Linked DNA regions of Homo sapiens: region 1 is linked to region 2. Evidence: read pairs that join two places in POLR2A ChIA-PET (ENCODE). Cell type or tissue: GM12878. All regions are shown on one strand.

Region 1 (5,000 bases), 1.0 Mb before region 2:
TTAGGAGGAAAAAACTAGCCCAGCAGACAGAGCAGGGAGGGCTTTGCTCAAGCCTTAGTGATGTGGGCGTTAACCCAGCAGATGAGAGGCCATGCGTAGGTAATTGAACATTGATAGTGAGGAATTTAAAAATAGGAGGGAACTGCATTGGTCCTGGGAGTCTAGGTGAAGGATGCATCAGCACAAGGTGGACCTCTTAGACTGGATCCATACAGCAAGCAAGAGCCAGGCTGAAGCCTTAATATTGCATCAACTGATGGAGAGAGAATATTGCATTTAAAAGATGAGTATTTGGAAAGTGATGGGGAAGAAATGGTTCATTCGTTTAGGTGAGCTTCTTTATACTTCTACTCTCTTTTCAAATATATTACAGTAAGCATGTGTTACTTGAATAACAAGAAAAGCATTTAAGAAATAAAGGCCAATGGGTAATGGTAAATCCCTAGGGATCCTTAGGGATGGGCCACCTGGACTGGCTAAAAACTGTGTGGAGGTCAGCAGCATGACTGTGCACTCTCACAGGTATGCTTGCACTTCAGGCATTCAGAATTCCAAGTGTAAATCAAGTGTCCAGTTGTCTTTTCCTTTAAACAAAAGCTGTTTACACATAATTGCTAGACTTCACCATATTCTCTGTGCTAGATATGTTTGGTTCACTAGGATGGATTAACTTTAGTTCCATACCATCTACTTACTAGCCTGCTATGTGGAGCAAGGAAGAGATAGAGGAATGGGCTCTGTTAATCTGCCAGTGTCCCCGCTAGGTGAGCTCTCTCCAGTTATGGTTTCCACTGTATAGGAAAATGATGTCGAGAATTGAGGGTGTGGGACACAGAAGAGAGAAATGAAACAGTTTTAATAGATGGAACGTATGAGTTAGTACAAGAAAGATGAACTGAGGTCGGCTCACATCCGTTTGCATTTCTTGAACTATATCATAGAATCATTCATTTAACCATTTTGGTGAACATCCAGGGGAGTTTCAGCCCAGCTGATCATATGATAGACAAGCACTGCCAAGGTCAGGATCATTTAGATCATGTTTAAATCCTCTTGAAAATTACTTTATTATCTGGAGAATCAATATTAAATAAATCTCCAAGAATTGCACAATAAGGAATTACCTTACATTTCATACAGAACATAAGAGAAGCTGTGATGTTTCTGGAAAACAATGTAGGTGTTCTCAAGACAGTTATGAAATCTTCTCCCGACATACATGTTAAGAATCAAGTAAAAATCCAAACAAAAGAATTGAATCCAGATCTGATGTTAATGAAAAGTCTCTTAAAGGTTTAATCACATGTACTAAAGAAAAATCATCTGATAATTTTTTAAACTGAGAAATATGGAAATTATGTTTGTGGTTGGAGTGTCCCAGATGTTAGCTCTTTCTCCCACAACAGGTGGTTATTAGAGGTAGGTCTTGTTTTCTGCAGAGCCTCTGTGCCTCTAGTGTTGTTCCTCACAGTATCTATCTACTGCTGCCATTCCATGAACTTCCTAATTCCCATCTGTGAGCCATTAAAAAAGTTTGCATGACCGCTTCCCACCTCTTTAAAAGATGCACTTTTGTACTAAATGGTGTTTTGCACATTTGAGAAAATAAGTTTGCTTTCCTCTAATATGACAGAGGTCTGGCAAGATAATTGAAACTGAAATCTAGTACTCTACAACTGTCATGTATAATTGATATTTCATGGGGAGATTACAGTTCAGACACCAAAACTGTTTTCTGTATCAATGGGTTTCTAATTACAGTGAAAACCCATCAGCTTTTCTTTTGTGTTAATGGAAAAACAACAGAGAAAAGTAACAGTAAGTTGCAGTTACCAGGACTTCTGTCTTTGTCCCATTTTGTTGTTGTTCTTCTTTCTAAAAACCAAAAAAATCTATGTCCAAAATTGGAAACCAGATGCCATTAATAGCAAACTTTAATTTTGATGTACCAAAATGTTTATAATAGTATATCCAGTTTTGTGTCATTATCACTTGGTCTAGAAACTGATGACAAGTTTCCTAAAGTTCCCATTGTATACTCTTTTAGAAGGATTATGGTAGAATAGAAGTGACTGAGGTCTGAAAGCCTGTTTTGAAGCAGTTATCTCTGGAGATAACATTAACTAGGATTGAATAACTGCCAAATGAAATTTAATACATTTTCCCATCCATGAAATAGGCCTCTTAAATACAACAGAATAATTACTTTCACAATACTCCCTGGAAACAAAGAGAGCAAAAATATTGAATGTCTTTTTTGTTTGTGGTGTTTGTTGTTAGCTAGAGGATAAGGACAAGGATATTTACCACAATGCTGAATGCATCTCCATATAAAAACAGCCTTGCCAACAGCCACCTAATTTGAATCTGCATGTCTTTTAAATCTGTTTATGTTGGAGGGATCGTGGCAAATATTAAATTTTATAATTTAGTTAGACATCTTGGCCTTGGCCTGAGTTAATGAACTATGATTTTCCCCCTGCAATAAAGAAAAAGGAAATGATTTTCCTCTATCTATATATGTACGTATATATATGTATGTTATATGCTTGTACCTAGGTGTGTGTATACATGTATGGACACACACACACACTGTTTTAAAACAAAAGCTCTGGGAAATAAACGCATCTTGCCCCCTAACTCTCCTCCCCTCTCCTATATAATTGTTCAGTGTTGTAAGTTTTCTGAGTTCAAAATCTGTTTTAGATCTCCAACTAAGCATCGAAAGTTGGATCTTAAGTCACTTCACCATTCTTGGCCTTAGCTTTCTTTGTAAAATGAAGAGTTTGACCTAACTGATATATAACCAAGGTCCTCCAAGCCCTCGACGTCTAAGTTCTGTGATTTAAAAGTGTTTCTATCAGTTTGTCAAGCCCTTTCTTGGAAACTAAGGTTATTTAAAATTATATGGTGCTTACGTGATTCAAAATAATTATTGCATATCTAATGACATTTAATTATTTCCATTGACAAATTCACACAGGAGAATTCAAATAGCTGTGTTGGAATTTGAATATAATTTGACCTAAGATACAATGTAACTCAGACATTTACACCTACATGTACCAGTCAATATGTGGACGGGACAGGCCAAGCCGCCTGTGTTTGGACTACATGATCTTATCCCCCCTTCCTCGTTTGTAGCTCTCTGGACCGGGAAAATGCCTGTCATTAAGGTGGCCCATTCATAGTATGACCTATGTCTGCTTCAAAATGAGCTGGGCCATCCAGTGATCTTGGCATTCTGAGCTTAGAAATACAAAGACAAAGAGGAAATTAGCAGGAGGTACAGAACCAGAAAGAATGCACCAAGAGGTATCATGAAGAAAGAGTCCAATCTGTCATCATGAGAGGGCAGAAGCCAGAGAGAAGCAGAGGTCCCCCCAGAGAGAGGAGAGAGGCTGAATAGCCCAGCAGAGGCGAGGAGTGGCATTCGGTTCCCAAGAGCTCTCTGAGTCCAAAACCTAAGCTACAGAAAACTATTTATGATAAATCTTTTATTTGAACAAACTCAAATAGGTTTCTCTTCCTTACTATTAAAACTACCCCACTAAATTGATCAGCATACAAAAATCCCCCCAAGAATCATTATGAGTTCCACAAAAACCAGGACCACATCTGAGTTATTTCTCATTCTATCCCCAGTGTCTCCCAAAGTGACAGGCATGAGCTAGATTAGAAAATGTTTGTTAAATTAGTAAATGCATTCTCTGATCAATCAATGAATAATCATTGAATAATTTTTAAATTTCACTTCTATCTTCTATTTTTAGCATAGATATCACTAAAACTGCATTATACGTGACTATGGGAAGATTCACATTTACAATGAGTATTAATAAAATTTTCATAAGCTGGCTTTTAACTTTAGACTATTGTTATCTCTATGAAAAGGTTATCAAAATAGAGCTTTAACGAAGTATGGATTTTCTAAAAATAGGGACGAAATGTCATGCTTAGAATTGACTTGTGGGAATCTCCTTTCTCCTAGTCACATTATGACGTATTTAAGTTCAGAATGCCAAGATCATTGGATGCCCCAGCTCATTTTGAAGCAGACATGGGTCATTCTATGAATGGGCCGCCTTAATGCCAGTGGGCAAATCCCTGACCCTTGTATATACAGAGAACAGTGTGAGTTTCTCCATCTATTTCTGTGTTATTCTAGCGATGGATTTGTGCCGACAGTCCACTGTGTTTCTTCCCTTGTCTCTTATGTGACCAGAAATAATGTTTCTGAAAGAGAAGAAAACAGGGTTAGAATATGCCATCTGTGGCCAAGGAAACAAGCAAAGCCAAGCCAATTATTCAAATTGGAATACTCTTCCACAGCCACAGGCAATGGAGTTGATCCTATCCTGGAGAATCAAGCTCATTATTACATGGCTCTGGACCTATCAGAGGGCATTCACATGACCTGGAATAGACACAAGGGGAGTCTTAAAACATCACGACAAATTAGCCGGCGTGGTGGTGGGCGCCTGTAATTCCAGTTACTTGGGAGGCTGAAACAGGAGAATTGCTTGAACCTGGGAGGCAGAGGTTGCAGTGAACGGAGATTGCACCCCTGCACTCCAGCCTGGGTGACAGAGCAAGACTCTGTCTCCAAAAAAAAAAAAAAAAAAAGTCAGAACAACTTTGTCTCTAACATTCTTTATGGAAAATGATTGATATTATTTAAGATGATCTATAGAAAATAGATGGAGTTAGGTAACATATGGGCCTAAAATCCAAACAAAAATGTAGTTGGAACAACTATATCCTCAGATATATTTATAATATTTAAGAGTTTACAGTCATTGTATAGGGGAAAGATTTAAAATTAAATGGATTTTAACAAAATAGAGACAAAGATCACCGTAACTGAAGATAGCTTGAGTTTTGAGGGGGTTCTTGAACTACACAGGCTATTATTTCTATATAACATGCAAGTATTTTCAGTCAAAACACATGATTCTGTCTGCAGTTATTATGTACCTATTACATACCAGTTGTCATGT
Region 2 (5,000 bases):
GGTATTTCTGGGCTCTTGGAGACTAGGGGTAGCATCATGCATTATGGACCAAGTAGAAGACATGGTGCTTGCAAAGAACTGTAGAAGCCATTTAGACTATTCAGAATAGAGTGATTAAACCAATATGGCTGGAGCAAAGGTCACTAGGTAAGAGTGGAAAGTAGGGTTGAAAGGTTAAGAGGAGGCCATAGGACCAACATAGTGAAACCCCGTCTCTACTAAAAATAGAAAAAAATTAGCTGGGTTTGGTGGCAGGCGCCTGTAATCCCAGCTACTTGGGAGGCTGAGGCAGGAGAATCGCTTGAAGGCAGGAGACGGAGGTTGCAGTGAGCTGAGATTGTGCCATTGCACTCCAGCCTGGGCTACAGTGCGAGACTCTGTCTCAAAAAAAAAAAAGGAGGCCATAGGAAAAAGGATCTAAAATGCAAGCCTAAGATGTTTGGCTTTTTTGCTTATGGGGTAAAAGTCCACTGAAAGCTGTTAAGCCAGAGCTGTTGTCAAAGTGGTGTTTTAGGAAGGGCTATGTGGATAGTGTAGAATGCAAAGAGACGAGCAAAGTTAGCTTATCATAGTGATTTAGACCTGAGGTGATGCAGACTTGATTTGGGCAGTGGCAATGGAAAGGAAGGCTGTGTTTAAAGGTGATCACTTAGGAAGTGATCAGACATGGGAGATATGAATAAAATAAGAGCAGATAAAATCTATCAGGGACAAGCTGTAGAGGAGTGCTGAGGATGGTGCATTGTAGGAAAGGCCTACATTTAAAGATTAAGGGGAAAGGAGTTAAGGAGGTACAGGGAGCTGACTTAGGTAGATTTTTCTCGTGCGTGCTTGCGTGTGTGCGTGTGTGTGTGTGTGTGTGTGTGTGTATAGCAATAATATACATTCTTTTAATTTGGCGGGTTTCTGATTGTTTTGTATCTAAGTACAAAACAATAATTCTAATTTCATGTTTTTAGTCTCAGATGAAGTTTGATTTCTGAAGAAAATTGTTATTTAAAGTTAGGGAAATGTTTCGTTGAATACTTACTGTTGTAAGTGAGAAGTAAGTGTTAACATTTAAAGAGATTTTAAAAAATAGAAAGTTGGCCGGGCGCGGTGGCTCACGTCTGTAATCCCAGCACTTTGGGAGGCCGAGGCGGGCGGATCACGAGGTCAGGAGATCGAGACCATCCCGGCTAAAACGGTGAAACCCCGTCTCTACTAAAAATACAAAAAATTAGCCGGGCGTAGTGGCGGGCGCCTGTAGTCCCAGCTACTTGGGAGGCTGAGGCAGGAGAATGGCGTGAACCCGGGAGGCGGAGCTTGCAGTGAGCCGAGATCCCGCCACTGCACTCCAGCCTGGGCGACAGAGCGAGACTCTGTCTCAAAAAAAAAAAAAAAAAAAAAAATAGAAAGTTGATGTTTCTTTTAGTCTCAAACATTTCCAGTGCTATAGCTTACAGAATTTTTAGTGTGGAGATTTTTATTATTCCCCATAAAGTATTTCCTGATACTGATGGGAAGTGATGTGCCTCTGAACATGCTGTTTAGCTATCTAGCTAGCCATCTGCCATCTGTGACACCCCTTGTCACTCACAGGCCATTTCATCTTACTCCAGTCTGGTGACTGCTACCCCCATCATGTTAGAAATTGATTTGAAAATAGACTTGTGTTTATTTAGAGCCCTGGCCTCATAATGGTTTGACTGAACATTATGATTATCCATGTTATCAAAGAAACAAGAAAAGGTATCTTCTGCTATATTAGAGCGGTGATTTCAGAGTACAGTTTCACATGCAGGCAGCAGGTCTTCTGGAGATGTAATTTTATGTCATAGACTGGCAGGGCATATTATAGTTGTCTAGCTCAGGTAATGGTAATTACAGGTAAGTTCACAGTGCGACAAAATATGAGTACCACTAAATTAAAGTGAGCGTAATCTGAGTATTTCTGGTTTCAATTACTTTTTTTTTGTTATTTTATTTTTATTTTTAAGTGATGAAATGTTCCTATGTGAACTGGAAAAATACAATTCATGTTTTGATTTTCATTTAATTAGTATGTTTCTTCAGGGCTTTTTTCAGAGTTTATTTAAATAGTGGGTAGAAGAAGTTAAAGGTGTGATCACAGTTGGTTCAGGAATGGCATATCTAGGGGGCAGTTGGTAGGGAATTTTTTTTTGTGGTTGAAAGTGAAATAGTATTTCATTACTGGGATTAGAAGTAATCATAATGGGCAGAGAGAACTGAAAATGACTAATATCCTTCACTCAGTCTTCTAGAGTTTTTGAACTTCCCTAAGTTACAAATTGATGCTTTTAAAATAAAAGCTTAGTCACTTTAAGTCTTGGTGTTTCTGAGACCAGGACCTACAGCAGCCATTATTGAGGGTAGACAGGTGATTAAACTTAATCACTTTGGGTAAGACTAGAACTTAGGTGACAGTCTTTTTGTTCATCTAGCATTTATTTCCTCAGTTTGCCTCTCCCAGGGTCAGTTTGCTACTGTACAGATGGTCTGTATCTCATCTCATGGGCAGAATTCCTACTTAATCATTCCCTTGGGCCTTGCCCTCCTCCATGTTTGCTTTCACCTCCTGAAGAGTAAAGTCTCTGGCCTAAAATCCCCTGGGGCAGCCAGGTTGACTTTCCTTAAAGCACCACAGACAGACTGTAGCAGTTACGGAGAAGAAAATGGCTTGTACTACTGTTTTCTGAAGGCAGCAGTATATATGATAGATACTTGTAGCTATCCAATACAGATGTTTCATAGAATTCCATCTGTAAAACAGGAAATGGTTATTCATTATGAATAAGAATTTACTGGTTACTAGTGAATATTCCAGCTTTCTTTTGGATATGCTAATAGTTAAAACTTCTACCTTTTTTCCTTCATTGCCAACTTAGTTTATTAGTAAAGGATGTCTAGCCTTTTTGTTTATAATAAATACCTTCCTTTTTTTTTTTTTTTTTTTTTTTGGAGATGGAGTCTCACTCTGTTGCCCAGGCTGGAGTGCAGTGGCACAATCTCAGCTCACTGCAACCTCCGCCTCCCAGGTTCAAGCAATTCTACTGCCTCAGCCTCCCCAAGTAGCAGGGATTACGGGCGCACGCCGCCACGCTGGGCTAATTTTTTTGTATTTTATTAGAGATGGGGTTTCACCGTGTTGCCCAGGCTGGTCTCAAACTCCTGAGCTCGGGCAATCCGCCCTCCTTGGCCTCCCAAAGTGCTGGGATTACAGGTGTGAGCCACCGTGCCTGGCCCCCCATTTCATTTTTAAAATTAATAAACAATAGAAATAATATGAAGCCGTGTTAAACTGCTGATGAACTGCTAATCTAGATGATAAACATAAGTGATCACATTTCGTGAGTATAGCCTTTTAATTGAGTTCAAATTATCTTGATTTGGGGGAGAGATCTAAAATGAACTGGTCTCTAATGAGTTTTGTTCTGTAGAGGAACATTGTGGTGAGGCTCTATTATGTTTTCAGCTGCAGTGGATAACTGACATTTCAACTTTAAGATAAGGAACTACTTATTGCAGGTTTAATTTGTGAAGTTTGTCAATTGATTCCCTCATAAATAGCTTCCTATTTGTCTCTAAGCCATAAGCTAAGAACAGTATGCTTATCTTTTTGGTAAGAGTTACTGCCTGAGTATTTCATCTTCTGGAAAATGAATTTGTTGAAATAAGGTGTCTACTCTAGAGCTGTTTTTTATTGCACAAAAGAGATCTATGTGAGAGACAGCTGATTGAGAATTGTCATTTTATTTTATTTTATTGAGACAGAGTTTTGCTCGTTGCCCAGGCTGGAGTGTAGTGGCGCCATCTCGGCTTGCCGCAACGTCTGTCTCCTGGGTTCAAGCGATTCTCCTGCCTCAGCCTCCCGAGTAGCTGGGGTTAGAGGCATGCGTCACAACGCCTGGCTAATTTTGTATTTTTAGTAGAGATGGGTTTTCTCCATGTTGGTCAGGCTGGTCGCAAACTCCCGAACTCAGGTGATCTGCCTGCCTTGGCCTCCCAAAGTGCTGGGATTACAGGCATGAGCCACCGTGCCTGGCCACAGAATTGTCATTTTTATTTTGTGGATTTTGTGTTTTCATTTTTTTGTGGTATGTTAACTAGTTTATCAGAATGTCGTTTACCAATAACTTGAGTATCTGATATCTGATAATAAGGACCATATGGCTATTGCAGCTTTTTGTTGTTGTTGTTGTTTTTTGTTGTTGTTTTTTGAGACAGACTCTCGATCTGTCGCCCAGGCTGGAGTGCAGTGGTGCGATCTCAGCTCACTGCAAGCTCCGCCTCCTGGGTTCATGTTATTCTCCTGCCTCAGCCTCCTGAGTAGCTGGGACTACAGGCGCCCGCCACCACGCCCGGCTAATTTTTTTGTATTTTTAGTAGAGACGGGGTTTCACCGTGTTAGCCAGGATGGTCTCGATCTTCTGACCTCGTGATCTGCCCGCCTCGGCCTCCCAAAGTGCTGGGATTACAGGCATGAACCACTGCGCCTGGCTATTGCAGCATTTTATAAGTGACATAATGGCAGAGTAATGTTACTAATTTTTCATATTAATTTAGGTCATTAGTAATACTTTATTTCTTATGTGGTAAAACACATTAATCATGAAAATATTTTCTAGCTTAGTTTTAAAAATTCTTTGCCATATAACTTTTAAATAAACAATAATATTTATCCCATTGTGTCTGCAAATGAAAACTACATCCTTTAGTATTGAACTGATAACGTTTTTTGCTCTCAGAAAGTTACCTTGTTCAGTGCTAGCCTATAATGGTGTTTGAAGTTTAAGAGTGGCATTGTTGTTTGACTCAGCAAGGAAATATATAGGAAATATTGTAATGAAAATAGAATTTCGAGTGGTAGTAGATTATTTCTGACTTGAATTGAAGAATCCCAGAAGACTTCCTAGTTGAGGTGGAGGATATTTTAGCTGGGCTTGGAGGATTTAATAGCTTTTTGATAGGCAGGATGTTGCTGTGCTCCTCCTTCCATC

Evidence for each region. Peaks named below come from ENCODE experiments on the same cell type or tissue, not always from the same donor. Only the 100,000 strongest peaks of a DNase experiment are listed, where the experiment ranks them.
Region 1: POLR2A ChIA-PET joins it to region 2 with 6 read pairs; 1 of 35 experiments calls an interaction of 5 or more read pairs at or near these places.

Annotation. Positions count from the first base shown.
Region 1 is chr18:55,237,094-55,242,093 of GRCh38, reverse strand. All of the region lies in intron 15 of TCF4 (transcription factor 4), which reads left to right. Among named protein-coding and RNA genes, the nearest start is that of LINC01929, 120 kb to the right of the region's middle. RefSeq lists an enhancer at 755-864. In GM12878, no CTCF peak of the experiment used is centred here; a DNase peak (open chromatin) is centred at 895; H3K27ac peaks cover 1,620 bases.
Region 2 is chr18:54,207,258-54,212,257 of GRCh38, reverse strand. The region is part of intron 1 of MBD2 (methyl-CpG binding domain protein 2); the gene reads left to right. Among named protein-coding and RNA genes, the nearest start is that of SNORA37, 13 kb to the left of the region's middle. RefSeq lists enhancers at 2,062-2,401, 2,492-2,541 and a silencer at 3,412-3,612. In GM12878, no CTCF peak of the experiment used is centred here; a DNase peak (open chromatin) is centred at 2,357; H3K4me3 peaks cover 2,249 bases; H3K27ac peaks cover 3,749 bases.